Linked DNA regions of Homo sapiens: region 2 is linked to region 1. A link is a loop called in an ENCODE intact Hi-C map of the cell type or tissue named here. Cell type or tissue: chondrocyte. All regions are shown on one strand. Links, peaks and the distances in the headings refer to the core of each region. The heading gives the core; the rest is flanking DNA.

Evidence for each region. Peaks named below come from ENCODE experiments on the same cell type or tissue, not always from the same donor. Only the 100,000 strongest peaks of a DNase experiment are listed, where the experiment ranks them.
Region 2: it touches region 1 in a loop (5-fold over the local background); 3 of 110 quality-filtered maps call a loop at or near these places.

The regions. Positions count from the first base shown.
Region 1 is chr1:33,247,777-33,263,323 of GRCh38, reverse strand. ZNF362 (zinc finger protein 362) reads right to left here and starts at 6,832. Exons shown (of 9, transcript NM_152493.3): 1 at 6,670-6,832. RefSeq lists an enhancer at 6,082-6,376 and silencers at 6,842-6,901, 7,344-7,443. In chondrocyte, for the core only: a CTCF peak has its summit at 7,310; a DNase peak (open chromatin) is centred at 7,693.
Region 2 is chr1:33,091,760-33,107,306 of GRCh38, reverse strand. AZIN2 (antizyme inhibitor 2) reads right to left here. Exons shown (of 12, transcript NM_052998.4): 6 at 15,085-15,257; 7 at 13,891-14,025; 8 at 12,594-12,759; 9 at 10,438-10,600; 10 at 9,128-9,240. Among named protein-coding and RNA genes, the nearest start is that of AZIN2, 18 kb to the right of the region's middle. RefSeq lists enhancers at 7,669-7,738, 14,352-15,009. In chondrocyte, for the core only: CTCF peaks have their summits at 7,277, 7,477 and 11,869; a DNase peak (open chromatin) is centred at 7,726.

The DNA of each region.
Region 1 (15,547 bases), core at 3,799-11,798:
GCATCTAGCACAAAGCCTGGATATAGTAAATGCTCAAGAAATACTAGTGAATGAAGGCAGGAGACAGAAACGGGCTGCCGGCTCCACCATTTCCAGTAGATCCAGGCCAGGTGTAGGTGCAGGTGTGAATGCAAGGGTGTGTATGAGACACACTGCGCAACGGCTAGAATTTGAGGCTATGTTATCTCAAGTGTAAATAAGCATGTGCATGCAAGACTCATCTACATGTAAAAACACACATGTGCACAAGGAGGCCTGAGTGAACAGAGCTGTGTACAGATGAACACCATGCGTGTGGGAGAATGTGCAGATGATCAGGCATGTGGCTGTGTGCTGTTTCCCAGGAGAGTGCACGGTGTACGCTTGGGTATGTGGTCCTCCCAGTGGCAAGAGCACATGCACGTGCTCCTATGTGATGTGCATACCGTGTGTGCATGCACACTCCAGCAGACATGCTTCCTGAACTCCTGGCTCCTAGGGATCCAGTTTAGGACACCTGTGGTGGTATTTCTGAAATAGCAGAGGAGTGCTCCACATTGGCAAGGATGGTGCAGGAGGGAGGGTCAGGGGTGGTAATGGAAAAGGTAATAGTGTGAATATGTATGAATGTATTTGAGTGTGTTGAAGGGTTGTGCCCCCTCTCAAGCAGGTGTCCCCCGACAGAGCCCCAGAACCTGGAATGGCTGCCTAGACTGTCCCCTCAAGAATCCTAAAGCCGGCCAGGTGCGGTGGCTCACGCCTGTAATCCCAGCACTTTGGGAGGCCAAGGCGGATGGATCACAAGGTCAGGAGATCGAGACCATCCTGGCTAACACGGTGAAACCCCATCTCTACTAAAAATACAAAAAAATTAGCTGGGCGTGGTGGTGGGCACCTGTAGTCCCAGCTACTCGGGAGGCTGAGGCAGGAGAGAATGGTGTGAACCCAGGAGGCGGAGCTTACAGTGAGGGGAGATCGCGCTACTGCACTCCAGCCTGGGGGACAGAGCAAGATTCCATCTCAAAAAAAAAAAAAAAAAAAAAAAAAGAATCCTAAAGCCTTTGCCCAAAGTTCAGAAAAGGACCCCAGATGGTGGAGACCCCACCAAGAGTACCCTTGTGGCCACATGCATGAGGCAGGGAACAAGGCAGGACCCCTTAGGCCCCAGAGCCAAATCCCTTGGCCTTCCCTACACACCTTATCCACTAAAGACACTATTCAGCCACCTCCCCCAAATTCCACCCAGCCTCCAAAGCCCAGTTCCAGCCCCAGGTTCTAGAAAGCCATCCCCATCACCATAGCCCCAACCAACTCCCAATGCAGCTGGCTTCCTCAATCTCCCCCCAAGTGCCAGGCACACCCTGTGCATCCAAAAATGTTGCCCCCATTGTACAGGGGTAGCTTCTGCACTAGAGAAGAAGTAACTGTCCCATTGAGCACTTTCCCCTGCCTTTGATCCCCAAGGCAGATACTGCAGCAGCAGCCTGTTGGCCTCTGGGTAGCAGACAGAGATGCACGTGGCCTTGGATAAGGCCTGCTCCTCTCCCTTCCCACTTCAGTTTCCCCAACGGGTAGAATGAAGTTTGGCTAGATGACATCCACCTCGCTCCGAATAGTGCATGATTTTAGATCTCACATGATTCTCCAAGAATTGCATACATAAATGTCATCAGATACAGACTTTATTGGAGAGATAACGGTGTCTCCTTTTCCTGAGTACACCAAGCCTGACCAATTACCCTGGATGAGTGCCGAGCACCAGGCTAAAGAGATAGGAACTCAGAAATCCTGAGGGTTCATGCGGTCTTTGTGCACCAATTTATTCATTCTTACATTCAACAATGCACCGAGGCTGTCTGCCTCAAGGCTGTCTGCCTTTCTTCCCACAACCCAGTGGGAAGAAAGAGGCCACTGAAACCAGGAATCCACAAGGTCAAAGGCACTGGGAAACCATGACACTAACACCACTTCCCAGGCGTTATTCACAAGGGAGGTGCAGCACTTTACACATTGTCAAGAAAATCTTACTAGCAATGAGAACTTTCTGACAGCAGGAAGCTAGGTGGCCTGGTTAGGAGGGAGTTCACTGGAGGGGGGTTTTTTGGCAGAGATCAGAGGCCCTTTTGACAAAGGTGTGGGAAAAGGATTCCTGCTCTGTGCAAGGGTCAAGTGAGGTTGGGCTTCCCCTCAACAGTTGAGGGATTCTAAGGAGTCCCAGAGTGCTAGGTTCAAATCCCAGCAACTGCTCCATGATACCTAAATACCTCTGTGCCTCAGCTTCCTCACCTGTAAATATGTTAATATTTATAAAGGCTTTTAGAACATGGCATGGCACAAAGCGAGCCCTCTGTGATGCTAAATAAGGCAGTGAGAGTCCACTTTGTAAGATTCTAAACCTAAGACTGGATCATCCTATCATGGTAAGATTCCAAGTGTCAAAGGTTCTGAGCTGGAAAGCTTCTCAGATGCTAAAGCTCTGAGACTGGAAGAGACTGGGATTCTTAGATTCCATGATTTAATCATCTCATTATTTCCTGACAACAGCCCTGAGTCTCCCGGGGTGGGAGGAAGGAGAAGACAGCCCTCAGTGTAACTTTATCTCCCAGGCAATGCGCTGCCACACCTGGACTCCCTAGCATTTCCTCACCTCTACAAAAGCCCCAGCCACACCACACCAGAACCACCTGCTCACTCACACGCATGGCGCTTCAGCATGTTCTAATGGTGTAGACAGGCAAGAAATGCGAATAATGAGAGGGTTTCAGATACTGGTGACAGCCACAAGAGAAAAGAAAAAGCAGCTGATGTGAGAGAGTGAGAGTAGGAAGCTATTTTAGAGCAAGTGGTCCAAGCAGACCCTCTGAGGAGGTAACATTCAAGTAGAAACCTGTGAAACAAGAAGGTGCCAGCCATGTAAACACTCAGGGAAAAGCTGTCCTGGTGGGGGAATGTGCAAAGGCCCTGCCACCAGGCTTTGTAAATTCAAGGTGTAGAATGAAACTGGTGTGTGGCTGGAGGTGGCAATGGGATGCGGGGAGCCAAGGTTGAGAGGTGGGCAGAGCCTGGACTATTAAGGGCCTTGTAGGCCCAGAAAGTACTTCAGATATTTTTTCTTATAAATGCCTAGGAAACATTAGAAAAGTTTCAGCAGGGGAATGACAAAGCAGACCAGGGCTTTCAGGGTGCCCAGATCATTTGCCTCATTCTGAAACCAGCATCACGGTTCTCAAATTCATGGCAGGGCCTAGGACAGTCATCAGCAATCCTTATAACTCAGTGGGTACGTACTGAGCTCCCACCACATGCCTGGCCAGGGCAGGGAGACGTGTCATACACTGTCTTGATATCACTCCCAACAACCCATGAGAGATTCACAGAAAGTACCCCATTTTAGAGTTGAGGAAACTGAGGCTCAGAAAGGGAAAGAATGTGCTGAAAGTCACAGAAGCCATGTGACACAATGGGACCTAATCTCAGGACCCAGGTCTACCACTGTGATGGTTTATGGAACTCCTTTGGTGTCTTCAAGCTTTCCATTCTCTGAGAGACCTCCCCTGGGGACTCATGGAGGCACTCAGCAAACACTGCCCTGGCTAGTGCTTCATGCACCTGCAGTCTCACCTCTTCTTCCTTGTTGGCTTTAGAGCCCTGGAGGACTACACTTGTATCTCACATGTCTGTCCAGTGTGGGCTGGGTGAGCTAAGGATTGCATAGAAGGACAGATGGGTAGATTACTGAGATGACTAACCAATAAACTAATTAATGGATAATGAAAGAATAAAGGAATGATCTGGCAACAAATGAATGAATAAAATAGCCCGTGGCAGAAGAAGGAATGAATGGCTCCTCATTTTACAGAGAGATAAGACAGGAAAGTGTCTGCCCAGGGAAGGGCTAGGGCCAGCCTGGCTTCAGACCCGGTCCCCACCTTACCCACACACCTGCTTCCTCCTTTCCATGTGGGACCAACTTGCCTCCACCCCCCAAGACTGCAGATAGCCTATTCCTCAGTCCCTGGGATAAGTTCATGTCTCCATGGAGCGCTGGCCGTTATTCCATGACACCATCACCAGCACCACCATCCACTAGCAATTCCTGCCATCCTGGGGCCCGTGCAGCCTGGCAATGGGTAGAGGGGCTCATTGTCCCTCTGAGTGTCACAGAGGAAGGGAGGCAGGAGATCAGGGTCTGGTTCTGAGACCCAAATCACTGACTTCCAGCCAGTAGCTTCCCCTCTCTGAGCCCAGGTGACCTCCTGACATCTGAGCCTTTTCAGTCTGACATTCTTTGGGTGGGGTGGGCCTCTGGATGTTTACACAGTCACTGGGTTCAGCAGAAGAATTAGAGAGTCCAAAACCTAGAAGAGTCCTTCCCACAGCACCAAAGTCCACCTGGGAAAAGGCCAGGCGAGGAGCCTGCAGGCCTGAATTTAAGCCTCCTCTGCCACTGTTCAACCTCTCTGAGTCTTGGTTTCCTTATAATGAGGTTCATAATCCCCATTAGGACAATTTAACCCTAACTGAGTTTCTGGGAGAACCTGATGTGATAATCACCACACCATACTGTGAAAACTGTGAAGTTCAATTCTCTCAGGAAAGATTATGATGGCGGGGGTAGGAGGGGGTGAAGGGATCGTGCTGTCCCATTCTAGTCCAGTTCTGTTCAAAACGGATCTTCCAGGGGTCCAGGCCCGTCATGGAGAACAGTGGAGGGAGCCCAGCAGTGGAAGCCTGAACACCCAGGTCCCGGTCTCAGTCTCCTTCTACCTGGTAGCGTGACTTCAGGCAAGTCACTTCCTCTCTCTGGACCTCAGTTCCTCCATCTAAAAACCACCTGGCTTGGTACCCTCTGGCCAAGACATGCCATGTTCCACAGCCCTGAACCCCTAACCCCAGCTTTCAACCCCCGACTCTGGCTTCTGGGAGCTCACTCTGTCTAGTGGAGCCAGGACACAAACCAGGAGTGAGACTAGAAGGGTCTCCCCTCCAAGAAATGCTGGGGTAGGGGACACATGAGAGGCTAGGCCCAACACTGCCCCAGTGCCTTGGACAGCACCAGTCACCCCAGACCTTGTGGGCCTGGCCTTCAGATCCCCCTCGGCAGCCTGCGGAGCCAGCAGGCCCTGACCTGTCCAGCAAGATACTTCAGGAACTTAACCGAAGTCCAAAGTGCTTCTACCTCCCGGGCGTAGGGCAGGAGTGGCAGAAAGGAATAAGAGCATACTACAGGGGTGAGGCTCACACCGAGGAGGTCTAGCAAACCAGACTACCTTTCCTGCCCCTTCCCTCAGACGGGACCCACTGGGCCGCAGGCCTGCACCCAACCAAAAGTTCATCATAGGGTGGGGTCGGGGAAGACATTACCACCAGCTGCCACCTCTGGGGGCAGGAGGACCACCAGGTTGGGGAGGGGGCTCTCCAACTGCAAAGGGCCAAGCTCACTTGCCTCAGGGTCCAAGGGTCACCCCAGGGCTTGGGCGAGATTCCAGCCTACACGGGGGGTCCTGGCCACCCATGAAGGAGACAGGCCCACTGCCACACACACAGCTCCCGAAGGTTCCACACTGCTCGAGGGCAGGGTGGTGGGACAGCAGGATTATTTCCTCATGCCAGGGGTCTTTGCTGGAAATCCTGGACCCATTCTGAGCCCCTCTTGCCGGCCCTCTCCCCCAGATCTGAGGATCTAGCTCCTTACAATGCCATGTTTATAGAGCCCCTTCCAAATAAATGTTTCCCAGTTCCCCCAAAACTCCCATCCTCAACCCTCCACATCCGCCCCCCCACCCCCATCCCGCGCAGCTCTGAGGAAACCGGCAGTTAACTTTTCCCAAAAATCCTGCAAAGGCAGCTGGCTGGGGGAGAAATGGGCCTCGAGATCCTTTCGCGGCATTTCACCGCCTTCCAAAAAAAAAAAAAAAGAAAGAAAGAAAGAAAGAGAAGCAAAGCAAAGCAAACTTTCGGAGTTAACTTTAAATTCCCAGCCCTCCCCCCTCAAATCGCCCGGCAGCTTCCCTTTTTTTTTTTCTTTAAAGTGCAATTGCATTGTGTCTCACCTCCCCGAAAGGCTCGCGGCTCTCGCCAAAGAAAAGGAAAAAAGCCAACCCTTCGGGTGCCCCCTCTGCTTCCAGCCGCCTCTCCCACATTCTCAGACAGTTTTATTAAAATTTTCAGACAAAAGAAAAACAAAAATGGCAGCCTGGCTTATTTTTAAAACAGGACAGGGACGCCATATTCTGCAGATCTGCAAAAAAAGGGAGAAATCCGGCACTGGCTGCTCCACCGGGCCGGCTGCAAAGTGCGCGAACCGCGCCGTTTGCAATCCGTTTATTTGCATTATGCCCCATGAATCATTGTTTACCGGAGAATTGCAGCAGGGTTTGAATAGCCCGGCTTAAGAAAACACACACACACGCGCGCGCACACACACACACGCACACACACTCGGAGACCAGCCCCAGACACGCCGCGGGAGACACTTCCTACCCCGCGCGCCCCGCTGCCGCCGCCGCCGCCGCCGCTCTGGGCCGGGCCCGAGGCGCAGGCGGCCCCGGGCCCTCGGAGCGCCCCGGCCCGCGCTGACAGCGCCCGCGCCCCGGCCCGGCCCCCGCCCGCAACTCGGCGCAACTTTCCCGCGGGCAGGCGCCCGCCGCCGCTGGGCCCGCTCCCCGCGCGCCCCGGGCCCGCACGGACCTGGCTGTGCTGGCGGCGCCTCCGGGACGCGGCCGCAGCCCCGCGCCCGGCGGCCCGAGCAGGGCCGGGCTGGGGCTCCGGCACAGGCTCCGGGCTCGGGCTCCGGCTCTGGCTCGCTGCGGAGCCGCGCGCAAACCTTCCGGGTCGCCTGCTGTTCACTTCTGGGTTCTGCAAGCGCCGAGGCGGCGGCGGCGGCGGCGGCGGGAGGCTGGGTCTGCAGCGCCGCGCGGCCCCCAGTGCGCTCGGCGAGCCCCCGCGCCAGGCGCCCGGCTCCGGGGGGGCCGCGTCGGGCCCCCGCCTCTCCGGCTGCGCAGCCCGTCCGGCCCCGGGGGCTCCCGCGAGTGGGCAGCGCCGGGCGCTGGCGACTGCGCGAGAGGGGAGGGGGCCGGGCGGGGGGCGGGGGCGGGCCGCGCGCTGGGGCCCCCACTCGGGCCCCGGGGCCTCGTCTCGCGCTCGCCGTCGCCGCCGCCGCCGCCGCCGCCACCGCCTGGCAAAGTTGCGCTGCGCCCCCCGCCCGCGCCGCGCCGGAGGCAGAGCCACAAAGGAACTCCTCGCCCCCCTCCGCCCGCCTGAGCCGCGCGGGGAGGGCACCGGCGCCCGGCCCTAGGACAGCCCCTTCCCCAGCGCGGGGGCTCCCGGGGCCCCGGCGGCCGTGGCCATTGTCCTGCCCAGGCCCGGCGGCCGCCTCGCCACCCCACTCCTGGGTGATGGCAGGCTGGGGACTTGGGCCTGGCGGGCCACGGCCCTGACCAGGCCGAGCCCGCGCGGTGCCAGGCTGCCCCTGGGGGTCTCCCTCGAAGACGGCCGCCTGGAGGGGACCCCCAGGATGGACCCTCACCCCTGATAACGACCTGCTCAAAATCCAGGCCGATTTTTTTTTTAAGACGAGGACATAGGGGTGGGGAGTAGAAGTTTGCACAGGCCCAGCCACCCCTCCCTAGCCCTAGGCCGGATCCCCGACGGATGGGGCGGCCCGAAGCTGGCAGTGGCTCCTCTCGCAGAGTCTATCAGAGGTGGCACCGGCTGTCCCCCGGCTCCAGACCTCAGAGCCATCTGTGTGACTCCTCCTCCCGCCTCACCCTCCCCAGCCAATCAGTCACCAAGTCCTCCTGATTCGGCCTCCCGAGCTGTGTCAGCTTCCAAACTTACACTTCTACCTGAGGAGGCAGCCGGTTCCAGGATCCCTTCACCGGCTTAGATTTCTATGGCATCCACCACCCCCCGACCGCTGGGCCAGGATGGATCAGGGCTGGCCCTGCCCTCAGGGAGCGCACAGTCCCCCGGGAAGGGCACAGAGATAAACAATCATCTGCCAGCGTTTGTCCTCCAGGAAGCATTTCCAAATTCAGTAAATATTCATAGAGGACCTAGTAAACATCAACCACTGTTTTTAATAGCTGGTTGGCTGGAGCACAGCTATTAAAAAACTGGATAATGCCCCTGCCCTCACGAAGATTCTAGTCCAGCACAGGATGGCAAACACTGTGAGCAACTCGAAGACAGGGCCCATAGGGACTGCTTGTTCTCAATCCCCAAGCACAGTGCCTGGCACAGAGCAGGGGCACAAGAAATCTGTGTGGCATGAATTAGTTGGAATGTTAAAGCATGGCGGGAGAGCACAGAGGAGGCCACTCTTTCCTGGAGAGGTGGAGAGGGCTTCAGAAATTGGCTCTGGGGTGAGCGAGGTGGGGAAGAAAGGAAGGCCTTCCAGTTTCCAGAAATGACGATAATCAGAGGACCAACCCATTGTTGAGAAATTCAATGAGATAATAAATTAATAAACGGGAGAGAAGAGACAAATTGTCTGTGCAGAAGAATTCCAAATAATTTATGTAGACAATCAGGGAGGGGGAGCATCACTCCCTACTCTTTAGGAGTAGGCTGCAGATAGTGACGTCCTCCCCAAGCGCACAATATGGAAAGGGAGAGGAAAGGAGTAACTTTACAGGGAGAGAGCTGATGACTGCTACTCAGACAAGTGATCAAGGCCAAGATCAACAGCCACAAATCATGTTGATATGTGCTTGATACTATGTGATGAAAATGACACTTTACCTTTGTGGTCTTCCTCCCAATAACCCATAACCCCAGCCTTGTGAGAAAAACAGACAGACTCCAAGAGTGGGCTATCCAACAAAATTGCTGGCTGACCAGTACCCCTCAAAACTATCAAGGTCATCCAAATCAAGGAAAGTCCGAGAAACCATCACAGCCAGAGAGGAGCCTAAAGACACGGCCGGGTGCAGTGGCTTATGCCTGTAATTCCAGCACTTTGGGAGGCCGAGGCGGGAGGATCACCAGGTCAGACTTTAAGACCAGCCTGACCAACGTGGTGAAACCCCATCTCTACTAAAAATACAAAAATTAGCCAGGCGTGGCACGTGCCTGTAGTCTCAGCTACTCAGGAGTCTGAGGCAGAAGAATGGCTTGAACTCCAGAGGTGGAAGTTGCAGTGAGCCGAGATTGGGCCACTGCACTCCAGCCTGGGCAACAAGAGTGAAACTCTGTCTCAAAAAAAAAAAACAGACGAACTACTAAATGTAAAAGATATTAGGTAAAAACAATCTAAATAAACTATGGAATTTAGTTATTAATAACAATAATGTGTCAAGGAAAGTATCTACCAAGAATTATAACAAATCGTAACAAATAGTAACATAAGGTATTACTCATAGGAAAATTAGAGGAGGTATATATGGGAACTGTCTGTAATATCATCTCAATTTTTCTATAAATCTAAAAATGTTCTAAAACATAAAGTCTATAAATTTTAAAATTAATACCTTTAATTAATTAAGGCATTAATTAATTTTAAAAGGTATTAATCACGGCATTGCTGAGCAGTTCAATGAAATAATGCCCATCACAGCACCTAACACATTCTAAGCGCTCAAAAAAGTTATGTTATCATCAATATCATCATTATCATCATCATTCTAGGCACTTAGAACAGCACATGCAAAGGCACAGAAGTTTAGAATGGAGAGGCAGATGGGAGACAGGATCCTGAAGGCCTTGAGTGCTGAGCTGGGGCCTTTGGAAGGGATTTATGGGGGAAGGGTACATGCTGGCCCACCTTTGCCCCACGAGTCTCCTCCCTAGCCACCTGGAAAGCTGTGCTCCAGCCAGCCAAAGTGAGCTGCCATCTAAGGCCTTGCTATCTCACTTCTGAGGACTTTGCATATGCTGTTCCCTCTGCCTGGAACACCCTCCCTTGCCCTTTCGCCTCACCTTTTCTGACCACCTTCAATTTATCCTTCAGGTCTTAGCTTAGACATTTTCTTAAAAGCCTTCCAGAACCTTCCAAGATGCTATTAATATGATTTGGTTGGAGGCAGTTGGGGTGAGGTGCAGGAAGCTAGGGATGGAGAGACTGAGCTCAGCTCTTTGCCACTGGCACCCATCCCCCTTTCCCCCCAAATCCAGCCATACTAGATGCTGCCCTGTCTCTGAACACACCATCCACCTTCATGATGCCTGGCCTCTGCTCATGCTGTTCCCTCTGTCTGGTATTCTTAGTCCTTTTCTCCTCATCTCATCTCTGTAGTGAATACTTACTTATCAAGTCAGCTCAAACATCACCTCCTGTATGAAGCCATTCTAGATCCTTCACATAGAAAGGGCACTTTCCTTTGGTTCCCAAGGTGTCCATGGTCCTTCTGCCACACTGCTGGCAACACACTCATCACGATGCATCGGAATAAATGTTTGCTGAATGGATGGACAGCAAGCCCACTGTCATCCTCTCCAATTCTGCAAAGCTTTCCTCTAGGAGGCCCTCCATGGCAGCTCCAGCCCATTAACCCCTCTCCCTTTCTTTTTTTAGCAGTTAGCCCCTAATTGTATTCTAACTATTGTGTGTATAAGAATCAATCTCTTGGATTAGAGTACATTATTTAAGGAAGGAACCATGTCTCACACTTTCTGTTTTTTCACTCATTCAAGTATTTACAAAGCACCTACTCCAGTGTTTCAGTTAGGGTCCCAGGCTCTGGAGAGGCAGCAGTGAGGAAGACCCCAGCTCTGCACAAATAGAGCACTGTCTTAACCAGACTATGCCGCAGTAACAAAGAACTCCAAAATCTCAGTGACATAGCACAAGAGTCATTTATTGCCCACTTGTGCCACATGCCCATCATGGTTTCTCTACTTTAGTCACTCAGAGACCTAGACTGAGGAGTCCCTTCCATTTTGGAGCTGCACCCACTGGAACTTGTGACCTTCTCAGTTACCATGGCAGAAGAAAAGAGAATAGATGGTTTTTCTGGTTGTTGTTGTTGTTGTTGTTGTTGTTGTTGTTTTGAGATGGAGTTTCACTCTTGTTGCCCAGGCTGGAGTGCAATGATGCAATCTCGGCTCACCGCAACCTCTGCCTCCTGGGTTCAAGTGATTCTCCTGCCTCAGCCTCCCGAGTAGCTGGGAATTACAGGCACATGCCACCACACCTGGCTAATTTTGTATATTTAGTAAAGACGTATTTCTCCATGTTGGTCAGGCTGGTCTCAAACTCCCGACCTCAGGTGATCTGCCCGCCTCAGCCTCCCAAAGTGCTGGGATTACAGGCGTGAGCCACCACGCCCAGCCGAGAATGGATGATTTTTTTCAGGCATGGATTTTTCACTGCTTCTGCCTGGAGGTGACACACCCACCCCTTCTCACCATCCATTGGCCAAGACTAGTCACATGGTCCTGCCTACTGCAAGGGAGGCTGGGAAATACAGTGCTCCTCTGGAAAGAGAATAGACTGGACATGGGTGAGCTCTTCCACTGTCTGTCCCAGGAGAAAGAATTTAGCAAATAATTACTGAAGTAATGCTTTAATTAGGTCTCATACGAGGCTGGAAGTGTCTGAGAGAAGATCAGGGAGGGATTCCCAGAGTAAGGGACAATTAAGCTGACACCAGGGAAGAGTGTTTCCAACAGAGAGAACAGTACGTGAAGGTTCTGGGGCAGGGAGGAGTTTGACACATTGAAGGGCCAGAAAAGAGAGGGGAGCTGTGAAGTGACACTCAGGGCTAGATGTCGTAGGCAGGCCCAGATAGGTAAGGGTTTAGGATTTTATCTTAAGGGTAAAGGAAGTCCCAGGAAGGTGTTAAGCAGAGATGTGATATGGCAGAGTTTTCTCCAAAAGGTCCATGTGGTTGCTGAGGAGAGAATGGGCTGGAATGGGCAGAGTAGGGAAGCGGTGGGGGTGCTGGGGGCAGTGAGGAGACTTTCAGAGTCCTACAGGTGAAAGGTGGCAATGGTTTGGACCTTGGCATTGGCAGAGGTGGAGAGAAGTGGACAAACATGGGATTTATTAAGGAATCAGCCCTACCAGGACTTGGTGACTGATAGATGTGGGGAGTAAGAAAGCAGGAGGTGTCCAGGTGACTCACAGGTTTTGCAGCCCTCATAGTGCCCAGCACAAGGCTGGCTCCACTACATTGTATCCCCAGCATGTTCACCATGGGACCTTGACCCTGGACTCATCTGGGACATCTAGCCCTCAGTGTCATTTTGCAATCCCACCTCATTCCACTCCAGATTCCCTGTTCTTTCTGTCCCTTCAGTGTGGCAAGCTCCTCCTTGCCTCATGGCCTTCACACTCCATTCTCTCTTTTGGAAATACTTCTTTCAGCTCCTCTCTCATGTCGGCTTAAATGTCCCTCTCTGTCATCAAGCTAGCTAACCACCTCCTCATTCTGTAGGAGGAGGGGTGTACCTCCGATCAGAACTAAAAACGCTCTCAAGCATCAACCATGCACCTTCTTCTTCTCCTTCTTCTTCTTCTTCTTCTTCTTCTTCTTCTTCTTCTTCTTCCTTCTTTCTTCTTTCTTCTTCTTTTCTTCTTCTCTTCTTCTTCTTCTCCTTCTCCTCCTCCTTCTCCTTCTTTCTTCTTCCTTCTTCTTTCTTCTTTTTTTTTCTTCAACTTTTCAGTTCCAGGGTACATGTGCAGGATGTGCAGATTTGTTACATAGGTAAATGTGTGCCATGGTGGTTTGCTGCACAGATCAACCCATCACCTAGGCATTAAGCCCAGCATCCATTAGCTCTTCTTCCTGATGCTCTCCCTCCCCCTGCTCCCCAAATAGGCCCCAGTATGTGTTGCTCCCTCACTACGTGTCCACGTATTCTCATTGTTCAGCTCCCACTTACAAGTGAGAACATTCAGTGTTTGGTTTTCTGTTCCTGCATTAGTTTGCTGAGGATAACGGCTTCCAGCTCCATCTATGTCCATACAAAGGACATGGTCTCGCTCCTTTTTATGGCTGCATAGTATTCCATGGTGTATATGTAGCACATTTTCATTATCCCGTCTATCATTAATGGGCATTTTGGTTGATTCCATGTCTTTGCTACTGAACACATGCACTTTCTACTTGGACCCCCTACAGTAGTCTTGAGAGGGAGGCTGGTAGGAACATTATCCCCATTTCACAGTGGAAAAAACTGAGGCCAGAGAAGGGAAGTGGTTGGCTACATCTTGGGGCCAGGCCTCTAGCTAAGGTCCTCTAACTCCTGGTTCAGAGTTTCTTTTACTGCAGTGCCTGGTGCATAGTGGGTGCTGTATGGCATTTGCCAAGAGAATAAATGAATGAATGAATGAATGAGCACATGACTGTCTGCCCATTCACTTCTTTACCTTTGCTCATTTTGTTTCCCTCAAAGAGGCTGTAGATTGAGCTAATAGATTAGGTTTAAGAGTCCCAGAGAGCTGTTTGAACCCTAGCTTTGTCATTTAAAGATAGTGACTTTAGGCAAGTTTCTTCCTGTCTCTGCAAATTAAGGATGCAAATACCTACTTTATAGAGCAGGTATTAAAAGAGAACGTGTGGGTTAGGCCAGAGTAATGTTGGCTGCCTGTTCTTCAGGGACCTGTTCCCACCTTGCCTCCCTTGGAAAATCTTCCCTGAGAACACCAGCCTGCACTTACCCACACCCAATAAGAACCTCTCAAGCCCTTCTCATCTGTACCTCCCAGGTTATGACCCAGATGAAAAGTGTCATTTAAACCGCAAACTAGATGCTCTGTCTTCCAAGGGCAGTGGCATAATTCACGTCGGTGTGAAACTCAATCTCTCTGTACTCTCCTTTCCACTTTCTTGGGGGAGTGGGGCAGGAAGGGGAAAACTTCTATCACTTTCTCTGGGGAGACTCTGAGTATCATTTGGCCCTGTTAAGCAGAGATATGAATGGAGCTTTGGGTAAACCAAAACTGTCCATGAGCTGAGCAGGAGATGGAGATCTAACTTGCTCTACATGATAAGCTGATGGGGATAATGGCGTATAAGTCTCTACATGGCATGGTCGTTGCCAACCCTTTCATCCCCAACTAGAACTGTTTTCCCCCTTGGCCTCGGTGCTCCAGCCACACAAGCCCCCTGGAGTTCACAGAAGGCATGCTGATTCCTCTTGCTACAGGGACTTTGCACAGGCACTCCTCTCAGAATGTGCTCCCCAACCATCTCTGCCCTGTCACCTAGCAAGCTCCTCCTCACCCACCATGTGGCTCACAGCCACATCCTGAGGGTGACCTTCTACCATCTTCAGGATACTCTCATAGCTCCATGGACCTACCTTTCCTTTTTTACAGACTTATCTCAGCTGTAATTATTCATTCTGATTTCTAATTGTTTGCTTTGACATCAGATTGTAAGCTCAATACATATCTCTTCCTTCATACAATAAAAAATGACGGAGATTGAATTTTTGAAGGTGAGGGGGCTCAGCAAATGAACAGGTTGAAATATTTGAGCATTATCTTGAAGTGTGGGGGTGATCCATAAAATGGGAGAGCCTGAGAAGAGCAGTGGCCGGCACTGGTGGCTGAAGGACTCTGAAGAGCAGAGCTAGCCATTATTCAACTTGCTCCCCTTTGCATTGCTATGATACAACCCATCTCCTTCAATCTCAGTAAAATAACCTGCATACTGAACGTGAGGTTGGCACAGGGTTGCCTGGCTTGGCACTGGGCAGAGAGGAAAGATGAGCAGAGGAGGGATGAAAGGTGTGCCGGGAGGAGAAAACTGGGGCTGAAAGTAAGCACAATTTTGCAAGTCACTGGAATTTGAAGAAATCTTGGGGCCATCACTGGATTTCTTCAAGATGTGAGATAGGAAATTCCAGTCCATTTTTATCTAAATCTCAAAGGACTAGTAATCTGGGTTCTCAGCAGGAAGAATGCTGTGACTGATTAGCAATGTCTGTTATAGGCAGTGACAACTGGTTACATAGATCTGCAGTTGAGCTTAGTGTTCTCTTAGCCAGAGGGTGAAGACTATGTCTTAGTCATCTTTCACCATCAGTCACCATCAGCAGTGAGCTGGGGGTTATGGGATGGAGGGAGATAGCAGTGAAATGGGCAGGAGGGCAGAGCCTTGACCAGGCAGGGCAGGACATGGGGCACCAGGTCCTGACAATGTTAAATCCTACAGTGAGCTTGGGCAAGCCATGTTGCATCTCTGGGCTTCAATTTCTTCAACTTTGAAATGGGCCAGTAGTACCTGTGGCAAGTTATAAGGCAAGAGCATTAGTGCTTTGAGGTCAGATAGATATACAGGGTTCAAATCTTGGTTAGCACTAGCTTTAGGATCTAGAAAGATCTCAGTCTTCTCATTTATAAAACTTCACAGGTCAGTGTGCCAGGATTAGAAGCAGTACACACCAACAATTAGCAAGCATTTGCTATAAGCAAGGCACCTTGCTGGACTTCTGGGGACTTGACCTCACCCAGAGAAGGGAGAGTGCCCAGCACAGTGCCCAAAAGACAACCAGTGCTCAATGACTGTTCACTCCTTTTTCCTACCGAGTCTAAGGAGCTCATGGGTGTGGAAGGGCTCTATCATCCATAAATTGTCTTCAGAAAGCGAGGCCGATGACAGTAACTACTTACAGC
Region 2 (15,547 bases), core at 4,032-12,031, 160 kb after region 1:
CGCCGGCCTTTGTGTGTGTGTGTGAGATGGAGTCTCACTCTGTTGCCCAGGCTAGAGTGCAGTGGCATGATCTCGGCTCACTACAACCTCTGCCTCCCAGGTTCAAGCAATTCTCATGCCTCAGCCTCCTAAGTAGCTAGGATTACAGGCACACATCTTTACGCCTGGATAATTTTGTATCTCTAGTAGACAGGGTTTCACCACATTGGCCAGGGTGGTCTTGAACTCCTGACCTTAAGTGATCCACCAGCCTTGGCCTCCCAAAGTGCTAGGATTACAGGCATGAGCCACCACGCCAAGCCTTAGAGTTTTCTATATATAAGATAATGTCATCTGCAAACAGAGACAATTTTACATCTCCCTTTCCCATTTGGATGACTTTTATTTCTTCCTCTTCTCTAATTGCTCTGGCTAGGACTTCTAGTACCACACTAAATAGAAGTGGTGAGAGTGAGCATCTTAGTCTTGCTCCTGACCTTAGGATCCTTGTTGAGTATAACATTAGCTGTGAGCTTGTCATATATGGCCCTTATCATGTTGAGGTACATTCCTTCCATACCTAATTTGTTGAAAGTTTTTATCATGAAAGGATGCTGAATTTTGTCAAATGCTTGTTCTCCATCTACTGAGATGATCATATGATTTTTATCCTTCATTGTGGTAATATTATAGTACATCACATTTATAAATTCAGACATGTTAAAATTTCTTTGCATCCCAGGGATAAATTCCACTTTAAAAGGATCATGGTGTATGATCCTTTTAATGTGCTATTTAATTTGGATTGCTAGTATTTTGTTGAGGATTTTTGCATATCTGTGAACATGGCCTGTAATTTTCTTTTCTTATGGTGTATTTGGCTTTGGTGTTAAGGTAATTGTGGTTTTGTAAAATGAGTTTGGAAGTGTTCCCTCTGCTTCAGTTTTGTGGAAGCATTTCAGAAGGATTGGTATTAATTCTTTTTTACATGTTTGGTAGAATTCACCAGTAAAGCCATAAGGTCCTGGGCTTTTCTTTGTTGGGAGGTTTTTGATTACTGATTCAATCTCCTAACTCACTATTGGTCTATTCAGATTTTCTGTTTCTTCATGATTGAGTCTTTGTAGGTAATATTTGTCTAGGAATTTATCCATTTTGCCTAGGTTATCCAATTTCTTGGTGTATAGTTATTCATGCTAGTAGTGGTCTCTTATGATCCTTTGAATTTCTGTGGTATCCTGTAATGTCTCCTCTTTCATTTATAATTTTATTTATTTGAGTCTTCTGTCTTCTTAGTCTAGGGACACACTTGGTAAGTGCTATTGCAATACATTCCAGACAGATTCACACTTTTGAAAGCATAACAAACTAGAATAAAATGGAACAGCAAGTAAGAAAGCCCCATCTTGGCAATAAAAGGAGAATCTCTCTTCATGGACTGGGGTAACTGTCCTGAATTTTGCCTGCCAAGATTCTTATAAAACTCCCATGATACTTGCCTCCTCTTGATTCCACCCTATACCAAATCGTATCTTGCATTTGTGAAGTGCTCATACACATTTGTTGAATTGCATCTTTACACACTGATATGGTTTGGCTTTGTGTCCCCACCCAAATCTCATCTTGAATTGTAATCCCCAGATATTGAGGGAGGGGCCTGTTGGGAGGTGATTGGATCATGGCGGGCAGTTTCGCCCATGCTATTCTTATGATAGTGAGGGAGTTCTCATGAGAGCTGATGGTTTTAAAAGTGTTTGGAAGTTCCCCCTTCACACCTCTCCCTCCTGCAGCCATGTAAGATGTGCCTGCTTCCCCTTCTGCCATGAATGTAGGTTTCCTGAGGCCTCCCTATCCATGCAGAACTGTGTCAATTAAACCTCTTTCCTTTTTAAATTACCCATTCTTGGGTATTCCTTTTTGGCAGTGTGAGAACAAACTAATACACACACTAAATATGTATTATTTTAGAGCACTCAATGAACATTTAAAATGTTTCTATATTTAAAAGTCCACCTAACACGTCAGTATTTAAAGAAAACCATATGCTCACAATATATAAAACTTTAAAGTGAAAAACAAAGTGCACTATGACACTTTTTTAAAAAGTAGAAATCAAAAACAAGATTGGTCTTTCAAAATGTTACAGCATTGTAAATTAGAGATTTTGGGCTTAGTTCTCTCTCCCCACCCAGCTCTGATTATTTCCAATATTTTAGAAGTATATTAACAAAAACACCTTTTAATATCAGAGCAGCTAAAACTGGTTAAATCATGACATTAGTAAACGAAACGTCTTGCTTATTCTTAGCAAGACTAGACAACCTTTTAAAAAAAATTATCAGGTCAGGCGTGGTGGCTCATGTCTGTAATCTCAAGGTGGGAGGATTGCTTGAACAAAACAAGGAGCTCAAGACCAGCCTGGGCAACATGGCAAAACCCCATCTCTGCAAAAAATACAAAAATTAGCCAGGCATAGTGGCATGTGCCTGTAGTCCGAGCTATTCAGAAGCTGGAGTGGGAAGGATGGCTTGAGCCTCGGAGGTGGAGGCTACAGTGAGCATGACTGTGCCACTGCACTCTGGCCAGGGTGACAGAATGTGACCTTGTGTTAAATAAAATAAAACAAAATAAAATAGCCATTAAACCCAAAAAAAGTAGAAATCAAAGTACATTTAACAATAGTCATCTCTGAATGGTGGGATTAGTGAATCATTTTATTTTACTATTTGTGTTAAATTTTTTCTAATAAACATTCTATTTCTATAAGACTATATATATATATATGTAATAAAGATAATCTATAACAGCAGAGCACAAAAGAAAGTAACAGATTTCCTTCCTATTAATTACAGCAAACTTAGTTAAAACAAAATAGTGTGTCAAAACTTCTATGAAAGAATAACAAAGAATTACAAAACTAAAACAATAAACCAATAGAGTGAAAAAATATTTGTATCAAACATCATATTAAATACATGCACACATGCATATGCAAGCTCATTTCTATGTGCAAGAAAAAACTTCAAGACCTCCCAAATTAAGTGAACAGAGGATATAAAAAGACATTGACATCAAAATAAATAAAACAATAAACAAAAACAAAATGGTTTATCCTTGTCAAAGACATAGAAATGAAAGAAACAATGGCCGGGTACAGTGGCTCATGCCTGTAATCAAAGCACTTTGGGAGGCCGAGGCGGGCAGATCACTTGAGGTCAGGAGTTCAAGACCAACCTGACCAACATGGTGAAATGCCGTCTCTACTAAAAATACAGAAATTAGCCAGGCATAGTGACGGGCGCCTGTAATCCCAGCTACTCGGGAAGCTGAGGCAGCAGAATCACTTGAACCCGGGAGGCAGAGGTTGCAGTGAGCCAAGACTGTAGCACTGCACTCCAGCCTGGGTGACAGAGTGAGACTCCATCTCAAAAAAAAAAAAAAAGATCTATTTAATTCCAACATATACTGAACCTACTGTATGCCAAGTTCCGTACTAGGGAAACAGATATGAACAGATGTGAGACCCTCAAGGGTCTCACAGTTTATTGAATGATTGATTCATCCATTCACAATTCATTCAACAGATATTTAGTGAGCACCTACTATATGCCAGGCACTGTGTCTGGTGCTGGGAACTCAGAGGAAACTAACTGGACAACGTGGCTGCCCTCATAGAGCCTACCTGCTAATGGAGAAGACAGACTATAGGCAAGTAAACAAAAACAAGATAATTAACAGATTACGATGGGTTGTGAAGAAAATAAGCAGGGTATCAAAATTATCTGACTAGGGGAGGTGAGCCTACTTTAGAGAGGGCAGTCAGGAAAGGCCTCCCTGACAAGGTGACATCTGAGCTGAGACATAAGAAAGAGAATACAGCAGCTGTCTCAGGGGTGAGTGGAAGAGCATTCTGGGCGAGCGAATGCAAAGGCCCTGAGAGCAGAAACAACTTAGGTGTTACAAAAACAGAAAGGAGAGGAATGGGACTGGAGCAGGTAAGTGGAGCTGAAAACAGGGACAGGAGTGAGGGCAGAGGTGCCTGGGAAGATGGCAGGAGCCTTGCTCGTTGTGGTAAGGAGTCTAGGTTTTATTCTGAGAGCAATGGGAAGCCACAGATGGTGTTAAGCAGAGGAGGGGCATAATCTTTGGGATTTTAAAAGATCATTCTGTCTGCAGCGTGGAAAATGGGTGGTAAGCAGGTAGTAGTATGGGGGTGGAAAACCAGTTAATGGCTACTGCAGTAGCTCAAGCAGGAGGCAATGGTGGCTTGCATTAGGGTGGCGACAGAGGAAGAATTCACTGAAACCAAAATGTATTTTGGAACTACACTCAAGAATTGCAGGTGGACTGCATGTGGAAGGAGAGGGAAAGCAAAAATCAAGAATAATGCCAACTTTTTTAGCTTCAGCAGTTGGCTAGTGGCAGTGCTATTTAGTGAGAGAAGTTTGGGGTTGGAAATCAAGAGTTCAGTTCTGAACAAGTTAAACTTGAGATGTCTGTGAAATCCCAGTAGGAATCTCAAGCGGGTAGTTGGATGTGCAAGTCTGGAGCTCAGGGGTGTGATCCAGGATAGAGATAGAAATTTGGGAGTGATGATAGTATGGAAGATACTAAGAGCCTCAGTCTGGAAGCATTTACCTAGGAAGCGCATATAGACAGAGAAGATCAAGGACTGAGGCCTGAGACAGTCAGCACTTAAAGGGTGAGCAGGAGAAGTGCCAAGGAGACAAGGTGAGAACAGCAGAAGAGTAGCCAAGGCCCAGGATGTTGCCACAGAAGCCAGGAGAGGTGAGCATGAAAACAGAGGAGGACCAGCTGCTGGGACAGAAGAGCCATATGGAAGAGCTAGCAGCGTGGAAGTGACTTTCAAGAGCATCTTCCATGGCATCATGGAACAGGTACCTGACTGGAGAGGTTGGAAGGGCTAAGGGAGCTGAGTGAGCAGGGGCAGTGGGTACAGACCACTCGGTGGAGAAATTCAGACATGAAGGGGAACACCAACTTACAAAGTCCCTGGAAGAAGTTCCGGGAAACACATTTGGCCAGTAAATATACAAAGAGACATCCAGCTTTGCTAGTGATGAGGGAAATGCAAATCAAGACACAATGAGATATCATTTTACATCCATTCCACTGGGAAAATGTTTTCAGTCTGGCAATACTCCATGCTGGAGAAAATGCAGAGCCACCGAGTCTCTTACACACTGCTGGTGGGATTGTCAGTACAACACTTCAGAAAATTGTTTGGCATTTTCTCATGAAGCCAAACATTCACATGCCCTATACCCAGCCATTCCACTCCTTGCTCACTCATCAGAGAGAGGGAAACAAGAATTCACAGCAGCAGTATTCACAGTAGCAAAAACCCAAAGACAGTCCAAATGCCTTGAGAGGAGAATGGACAAATAAACTGCAGCATACTCACCAAAAGAGCGCTACACGGCAATGAAATGAATGGACTCTAGAGACATGTAGCAGGGTGAGTGGTTCTTAGACTGTGATATGAGGGAGAAAAAGCCCAAACAGGTTACATGCATCAAAATACCTTTTTATAAAGCAAAAAAACAAATATAATAAATTATAAATACACTCGAGGAATAGATTTAGATGTGATAAACCTATACTGAAAAAGAAAGCCAGAGAATGATAATGCATGAGTCAAGATAGTGACGACTTTGCATGGAAGGCAATGTAGGTTAAATAATAAGGATGCTTATTACTCTAAAAGGAAAACAAAGACAAGATCTCCCATGGAGTATTTTTATTCCAAAGCTGATTGAGATGCTATTCAAACCTCTAAATCTACCTAATTTCAAAAAAAAAAAAAAAAATACCAGGCAGAGAAACATGTTCAAAAGCACCAAAGGGAAATTCAGGAAATTCACCAATCAGGAAAATCAAGAATGCAGGAAACTCCACAGGAAAAACAACTCAGTTTAAAATTACCAAAGAAAACAAACAAACAAAACAGACTTAAAAAGAGGGTGGGGGCCAGGCACAGTGGTTCATGCCTGTAATCCCAGCACTTTGGGAGGCTGAGGCTGGACAATCGCTTGGGGCTGGGAGTTCTCAACCCGCCTAGACAACACAGGGAGATTGCATCTCTACAAAAAAGAAAAAGAAGAAAAGAGTATGGGGAAACCAATGGGTTAAGAGAGAGACATGGTGCCGGGCCCAGTGGCTCACACCTGTAATCCCAGCACTTTGGGAGGCCGAGCCAGATGGATCACTTGAGGTCAGGAGTTTGAGACCAGCCTGGCCAGCATGGCAAAACCTCATCTCTACTAAAAATACAAAAATTAGCCAGGCATGGTGGCACACACCTGTAATCCCAGCTACTCGGGAGGCTGAGGCAGGAGAGAAGCTTGAACCTAGGAGGCAGAGGTTGCAGTGAGCCGAGATCACACCACTGAACTCTAGCCTAGGCAACAGAGTGAGACTCTGTCTCAAAAAAAAAAGAGAGAGAGAGAGATGGCAACCAAATGCACCATGCAGACCTTCTTTGCCTCCTGATTTCAGCAAGTTAATATAAAAACCATTATGAGACAGTTGGGGATAGCTCAACACCGATGATGGGGGATACTATGGAATTATTCATTTTTTAATTTGATAATGGAATTGTGATTTTTTAAGTTCCTTATTTTTTAGAAACATGTACAGTACTAAAATATGTTTTAAAAGCTCCAATAATATTTGTTCTGTACTTTTCTCATACATGGTTGTAGCTTGTATACTAATCACACACACACACACACACACACACGTGTTTCTATCCAACAGGACTGTACTTCCAAAGCACAGACAATTCCTCTGCAGACCTCAGCACGGTGCTTTGAGTATTGAGAGTACTGCTTTGAGAGTACTGAATTATTTGCTGAATTTATAAAAATAAAAACCAAAAAGAAACACACAAAAAAGGGCCAAGCATGGTGCAATAAGAAGTATATCTTGAGCCAAGGATTATGTTTCATACAACTTTTTTTCTTTTCTTTCTTTTTTTTTTTTTTGAGACAGAGTCTTACTCTGTCGCCCAGGCTGGAGTGCAATGGCACAGTCTTGGATCACTGCAACCTCCGCCTCCCAGGCTCAGGTTACTCTCCTGCCTTAGCCTCCCAAGTAGCTGCGATCACAGGCATGTGCCATCATGCCCGGCTAATTTTTGGATTTTTAGTAGAGACAGGGTTTCACCATGTTGGCTAGACTGGTCTCGAACTCCTGACTTCAGGTATCCAACCACCTCTGCCTCCCAAAGTGCTGAGATTACAGGCTTGAGCCACCACGCCTGGCCTCATACAACTTTTTATACCCAGGTCTAAACACAAAGTCCCTGGGAAGGAAGAGCAGGTATGCAAAGAAAGATGCCAAAACTAATACTTGTAAGGGGACCTTCTTTGGGAAAGAAGGTACGGATACCCCCAGCCAGGCTGAATCCCTCTGACACACACTCCCAGCACCACAGGAGTTAACTTATTATGTGTATTGTCATCTATGCAATGTCTTATTCCACCGCCAGGCTGTGGGCCCCACTCTGGAGGCGCTCACGTGGCCAAACTTGAAAAGCAGTTAAGAGCCTAAAGGAAGAAACCGCAGCATCGTTCAGGGGAGGAACAGCACAGACCACAAAGAGAGTCAAACATCCCAGTGCCCAAGTCAGGAATGCCAACTAGAGATCAGCCAAAGCAAAGATCCCGGTGGGGGGCGTGGCAGTGGGCTGGGACCATCATCTCCTCTTCTGAGGAGCCAATGAAGGGAGTGGAGTGGGTGAGAGCCAGCATGCAACAGGAAGACGAGTACTGGAGAGGCAGAGTAACGGGGACTCAACAGCTGCCCGCTCTGTAAGCTGGCTGGCCTGGTCCCTTCTCAGTGCAGTAGGATGTGGGCTACCACAAGAATGCAGGCAATGCTAGTGCGTCAGAGTAGAGAGCTCAGCATTCCTCAGCACCTTGGGGAGGCCTACTCTGACCAGCAGATGTAACCACATTTAACCATGGAGTGAGGCTCCATCAAGCACATCTAGGGTGCCTGGGTACCTGGAGGAAGGAGGGAGGGAGAGAGGGGTTCCCTAGGCCAGCACAGGGATAAGGGGCAGGAAGAGCCACAAAGTGGAGTTGATTTTCAAGACCCCTCTGACTGACTTTTGAAAAACTGGATAGGTTGGGAAGGGAAGGAAAAACATAATGAGTGCTAGTTAGGCACTTCAAGGCATGCAAGGAAAGTTTCTTTCCAGGAAGAGGGGCTGCACAAAGGTCAAGAGATGGGAAGAGGCCAGGCATGGTGGCTCGTGCCTGTAATCCCAGCACTTTGGGAGGCCAAAGTTGGTGGATGATTTGAGGTCAAGGGTTAGAGACCAGCCTGGACAACATGGTTGAAACCCCGCCTCTACTAAAAATACAAAAATTAGCCAGGCATGGTGGCGGGTGCCTATAGTCCCACCTACTCGGGAGGCTGAGGCAGGAGAATCACTTGAACTCAGGAGGTGGAGGTTGCAGTGAGCCGAGATCACACCACTGCACTCCAGCCTGGTTGACGGAGTAAGACTCCATCTCAAAAAAAAAAAGAGAGAGAGAGATAGGAAGACACAATGGAGAGGGGAAGATAAAATGATGTCTGGTTTTCTTTATCCTCTCAAAGATGCCCATTAAAATTGCTGGAGGCCCTGGGCTGGGTTCCACAGGCTAGGAGGAATGTTTTATGTATTCCTGTTCCCCTGTTATTACAGAAAAACCCACTGTATATGAACTGTTTCTACTTCCAGGAATTTACCACAGAGCTGAAACCTCAACATATATTCACAGTGCTCAAAAAGAGGAAACCAAATAGCCAACCACTAGAGTTAGATTGGTTAAAATACAAAAGCATGTTGTCAAAGATCAGTTAATGGCATGGAAAGAGCTACACCCCATATAAATGGAAAAAGCAGGTTACAAAACAATATGATTCCAATGTCATGAAAAAAGTATAAGGCATTTTTTAAAATATGTAATGCTCAAAGAGTGTGGTGGGATTATGGGTGATAACCTTCGTCATCCTTGTTGTCTATTATCGACAATAAATATGTTTGACTTTTTAAAAATTAGATAAAAACACAACAAATGTTATTGAAATACACACACACAACTGAAAACAGGCCCACGTGGGGTAAGCTCACCTTCTGCAGGATGGGGGTAGGGCAGATGTTGTCAAACAGGACTGAGTTGAAGATCCCATACACGCCCTCATCAAGGTGGTACACGATGGTCTTGGAGGTGGAACCATTTTCCTCTGCAGGAGGGGAGGGTTCAGAGGCAGCACAAGTAGCAATGTGAGGGGGTGGTAGTGGGGCTGACACAACAGTGGGCTCAGTAAGGAAGCAAAATGGCTACCCATTCCTCAACCATGAGGCGAGGCCTACAACAAAAGCCATCAGCAGCCATCCTTCCAATGACATGGGTTCACTGCCGTGTTAGGAACACTCACCCCTGCAGCCAAGCAACCTGCCCAGGATGCACTCCCCTGCTTGCATCTGAGCCCCTAGGTGCCCCAGCAAAGGCAGAAGAGCAGCCCACCCAAACTCAAGACCCCAAAAGGTTAAGCCACTTGCTCAGAGGCACATGATAGGGCAGTGGATGAGCCAGAATGAGAAGCCAGGTCTCTTGATTGGATCAGACGGGACAATCCCCCAGGTCTATAAAGGAAGCCAGAAGAATGCCACACACGAACACAGGACATTCTACCTGGAGCCCACCACCCTTCACATGAATTCTCTCTGGGGAAAAGCGCACAGTCCTGAGGCTCCCCTGCATGAGGGTCCCAGAGCAGAGGGCAAGCCTCAAGATCAGAGTCCCTGACACCTGTCACTCACAGGCTGCTATCCCTGACCTATCTGGAAGGGGAGGGAAGAGCACTGATGTTGGTGATGTGGGCCCAGAAGCGCTGAGTCAGCCTAACCTGAACTTGAATCCCCACACTGCCCCTTATCAGCCATGTGACCTTGGGCTAATGACTCAGCCTCCCCCTGCCTATGTTGTCATCTGTAAAGTGGACTCAAACAAATGTAAGCTGTCATTAATTATTTTCATTATATTATGAGAAGCAGTAGGGTGAGTAGGAGCCTGTATTTTGGAGAGGAGACAGACATGGGGTCAAATGCAGGCTCTTACTAGCTATTAAGCAGTTCACTTGTATTCTCTTTGGTTCTCGGTTTCCTCATCTGTAAAATGGGGTCAACAGAGTATCTATTCTCTCTAAGGTTGTTTTGCTCTCAATCTTCACAAAATATGAACATGCCTAGGAAAAAAGATGCTAAATAAATGTCTTGGGGTGGGGCGACTTGACTGAAAGTTTCCCTAAAGCAAGAACCCATTCATTCTCCAGATTCCCCCATCCTCTGCCACTGGGTCTAAAACCAGATCCTGCTCAGCCAACCACTATCTGAAGCTTCAGGGGAGAACAGGGCTCCACTGCCCACCTGGCACCTACCCTCCCTGCCAGGCTGGTCTAGCAGAACCTCCTTCTTGGCAATGATGCTGACTGCCACAGTGAAGGCCGAGGTCACGTAGTAGCGCCCCAGCTCAGCAAAGATGTCCACGCCACAGCCCTCTGGGAAGTACAGGTCCAAGGCTGAGTTGATCACGGAAGCAATCTGGTAGGAGGAGAATGGGGAGACAATTATGTGTTTGAAATGTGGGCTTTATGCTGAAGACTTGCTACAGCTCCAAGTCTATTTCTTGAAAGCTGCTTTGATTTCCGGAAGAAGGATTTGGCAGCTGCTAAGGCCCCAGCTGATAACTGTGGACAGCTGGCCAAGAAGGTAGGAGGGGGACAGAGCTGGGTAGAGAGCCTCGTGCTTGTGTAAATCACCCTCCTCCATGGCCCCACAATGGGAAGGAGTCCTCTTCATATCACACTTGGTACTCAGATTCCAGAAGCCCTGATGTGGATCTTTCTTTCATAAATAACCAGTTTGTTAAATACAGTTGACCCTTAAACAACACAGGTTTGAACCGTGTGGGTCCACTTATGCATGGATTTTCTTCTGCCTCTGCCACCCTGAGACAGCAAGACCAAGCCCTCCTCTTCCTGCTCCTCCTCCACAGCTTTCTCAACTTGAAGACAATGAGGACAAAGACCTTTATGATGATCCACTTCCACTTAATGAATAGTAAATACATTTTCCCTTCCTTATAATTTTCTTAATAATATTTTATTTCTGGCCAGGCATGGTGGCTCATGCCTGTAATCCCAGAACTTTGGGAGGCTGAAGTGGGCAGATCACTTGAGGTCAGGAATTCGAGACCAGCCTGGCCAACATGGTGAAACCCCGTCTCTACTAAAAATACAAAAAATAGCTGAGCATGGTGGCTTGCACCTGTAATCCTAGCTACTTGGGAGGCTGAGACACGAGAATCTCTTGAACCCAGGAGACGGAGGTTGCAGTGAGCCAAGATTGTGCCACTGCACTCACGCCTGGGTGATAGAGTGAGACTCTGTCTCAAAAAAAAAATTATTTCCTCTAGCTTACTTTATTGTAAGAATACAGTATATAATACATATCACACATAAAATATCTGTTAATCGGCTGTTTATGTTATCAGCAAGGCTTCTTGTCAACAGTAGGCTATAGTAGCTAAGTTTTAGGGGAATCAAAAGTTATATGCAGATTTTGTAGTGTGTAGGGGGTCGGTGCTCCTAAGCTCTGCGTTGTTCAAAGGTCAACTGTAATATACTTGATTACAGAAAATTCAGAAAATACAGAAAAGGAAAAAGAAGATAAAAGTCACTCCAAAGTCTATCAACTAGATGAATCTAATTATTGTTAACTTTTTGGAGTAGTGTCTTTAATTATTTTTTATACAAACGCTATTTTTTATTATAACCATGGTAGGTCTCTGTATATGTTTTTGGAACCTGTTTTACTTAATAGACTGTGAACGACCTCCCCACATTAAGGAAGTGTTTTCATCAAAAGGATGTACCATAATTTAACAAATCCTGAGTATTAGATGGACCAGGGAAGTCCACTGGACTTCTGTTAGGAACAAAGCTAGAACAGTCATCTTTGAGGCAAATTCTTTGAGACTATCCCAAATCATTTCTGTAAGGTCAATTCCTACATGTCGGTATTCCCGAAGGAGGCGCCTTCCAAGAAGAGGCGACCTCTAGTGGTTGGAGTGGGAACTGCTAGGACACATTTTTCTTAACTTCACCTCACAGTGGGTAAGGAAAAGGGAATAGAGGAAGAGAATGGACAGGCAGCAGACCAAAGGTTGGTTTTCGTTTCCCTGCCTCCCCACCCGATATCTCATCAGCCCACCTTAGGGTGAAGAGGCCTATCCCGCCCCTTAAAGAGCCTTACGACTTATGTAAATGTGTCCTGGTTATGCCTCCAATTGGCTGAAGTGCATGGCAGGCAGAACCAGGTTCTGCTTTGGGCTCAGGAAGCAATGTAACCTCTGTGAGCCTTGGCTTGCTCAGCTGTAGCACAGGGTTAATAAGCAGTGAGATCACCCAGGTAAGCACCAAGCACTGCATGCAGTGCATAGGACCCACGCACGGTGGTCTCCCTCCGATCATCTAATCCCTCCCTATCCTCCCCGCCATAGAGCCCAGCATGACACTCCCAGCTCCAGGGTTACCTCTTCAAATCTCACTTTGGCCCCTTCTGTGCCAGGGAAGCCACCACCAAGGTCCAGAACGTGCATCTTGTGACCCAGCTCGGTGCCCATTTCAAACACGAGCCGGGCGTCTGCGATGGACTGAGCATAGGCCTGAGGGTCAGGACAGCCACTGCCAATGTGAAAACTGGGAAGAGAGGAAGAGCCTCGGCTGACATGCAGGGCTCCAAGTGCCACCACCTGAGCCCCAGCCAAGAATGACATTGGGCAGGCACATGAGACACTGTGCCCATTTTACAGATGCAGTGACCAAGGTCCTGAAATGTTCAATGGGTTGCCAAGGGCCATATGGCAAGGGAGAAGTGGACAGGAGGCTTGATCCAAGGGCTCCTGGCACTTGGTGCTCCTCCCATCCCTCCTTCTGGGATGAGAGCCAGGACCCCCAAGTCAACCAGATCTGGCTGTGCCTCCCAGTCAGCAGGGTGGCCTTGGCAGCTTACTCAGCTTTGTTTTAGTTTCCCCACCTATAATGCGGGGACAAGACCCACACCACACAAGGCTGAGAGAATGTGCATGAAGCACTTAGCACAGCACCTGGCACACCTAAGTACAGAATAAATGAAGCCCTATATTAGGTAGTTCATTGTTCATTAGGTAGTTCATTATTACTCCTTCCATATCCCTGTAAGAAAAGAGGCACACAGCTGGGTGCAGTGGCTCACACCTGTAATCCCAGCACTTTGGGAGGCCAAGGCAAAAGGATTGCTTGAGCCCAAGACTTTGAGACCAGCTTGAGCAATAAAGTGAGACCCCATCTCTACAACAAATAAAAATTAGTCAGGTGTGGTAATGCACGCCTGTGGTCACAGCTACTTGGGAGGCTGAGGCGGGAGAGAGAATTGCTTGAGCCTGGGAGCTCAAGGCTGCAGAAAACCATGATCATGCCACTGCACTCCAGCCTAGGTGACAGAGTGAGACCCTATCTCAAAAAAAAAAAAAAAAAGAAAGAAAGAAAAGAAAAGAGGCCCCTCAAGAGTGTAGCTGCAAAACCTTTGTCCTACAGGCTGGTAAGACTCCCTCAAAGCCAGGTCTCTGGATGGAACTTCCTGGGACAAGACCTTCTGGGGACCCTGGGACTGGGGAAGGGACCCTTCTAAACTTCCTTTTCAAACAGAGGAAATTCTCAAATGGAAGAATTCCAGGCCCAGGGACAGGCCCTACTCAGAGGCCCTGGGGAAGGTCTCATATAGAATTAATTCCTGGGAAAGAGGCAGGGAGCCTGGTGTGGGAGGGGATGGCAGGGGTTCCCAGTGCTCACCTCACACCCACCACCTCCACATGGTGCTTCTTCGCATTTTCAAGCAGGTGTCTGCAGGATTTCAGTGACACTCCAAACTTTAGGCTCAGGCAGCTCAGGGAGTGGGAGTCATCGGTAGCAATGCACAGAACCATCCTGATGAGACACGCAGTGCCCCTCTGCTGGACAAACCCTGTCGCCCCACCCCAGCCACATCTCTCAATCAAGGGCTGTGAGCTACATGGCTCAGAGCCACCCAACCCCACAGGCTCCCTGACCCCTCCCTCTCCCTACACAGCCAATCAACCTTCAAGTCCTGTCCAATCCATTCTCTAAATGTCCCTGACCCATTCCTGCAGCCCCTGCGCCCTGGTCCAGACCTCACCAACTCTCCTGGGGCAGCTCCAGTCCCTCCAAATCAGTCTCCACACCAGTTAGAGCTTTCAAACTTGTCGTGTATGAGAGGAACCATTTTTAAACAAAGCCTTAAGGAGAACCCATTAATACGATGGAAGCTGCTTTGGATGGACTGGAGTGGCCCATCACCTGGCCACCCCCTTCACCCCAAGGCCCCTCCTGGGAAGTCCAAGGGTGTCCAGTAATCATGTAAAAGGCACAGCCAGAGCAAAACGTCCAGCCCTGACCCCTTCGAAAGTCCATTTGCATCGGCTCCCCGCCCCCGACCAGGATCTCCTTCACCCCCTACACATAGCATGCGTCAGCCACACTAAGTTTCTGCTTACGCTTGAATGTCCCATGCTGTTTCCAACCTCAATGCATTTGCTTACGCAGTTCACTATTTATGCCCCCTCCAAATTCTATTCATTCCTCAAGGCCTGCTTCAAATGCCACTTCCTCCGTGGAGCCTTCCTGACCACTCCCTCGACTCTCTCAAGCCTGTGACTTTGGCCTCCATAACACATGGGTCTCACTCTGCCTAGGGCTTTAACCAGTTATTTCTGCCTTTGTTCTAGCTAGACCCTAGCATCCTGGGTTCAGTCCAGGAGTACCTGCCCCAACCTCCTGCAACTGTGGCTGGGTCCAGGACAGGGTGACCTGCCCCAGCTCCACCCCCTCACCCCACCCCCCCCTTCACTCTGAAGCCCAGCCTTCCCTCAGCCCAGCCTCCCCACAGCCCAGCCTCCCCACAGCCCAGGCTCCCCACAGCCCAGGCTCCCCACAGCCCAGCCTCCCCATGAGTGGTTCTCAGCTTACTTGGCACTGGGGTGGCTCTTTACCACCTTTGCCAGCTCCATCTCATTGTCAAAGCTCAGCAGCTGGATCCCATGCTTGGCAGCATATTTGATCTGTGCAATTTGCTTACAGGGGTTGGCGCAGATGATCTTACTGGCAGGGATTCCAATATGCTGGACCAACTCCATCTCTGCCTATGGGGCCCCAAAGGTGGTTGTAAGGAGGCACCAGGGCCTGCTAGCCCACGGAGCCCAAGGAAGCACAGATGAGGGCAAAGTCATAGCTATGCATAGGGAGGCCCATAACAGTGGGCCTTGCTCTAAGACAACAGATACATAGATATCAGGACTTACATGGATTCACCATTCTTTGATAAGCAGGGCTGCCATGTACAGCCATGCGGGTGGTACACTGAACAATCCTGGGGGTGGGGAGTTCCCATTCAGAATGAATACAGAGTAGATTTGTATATTTATTAAAACTT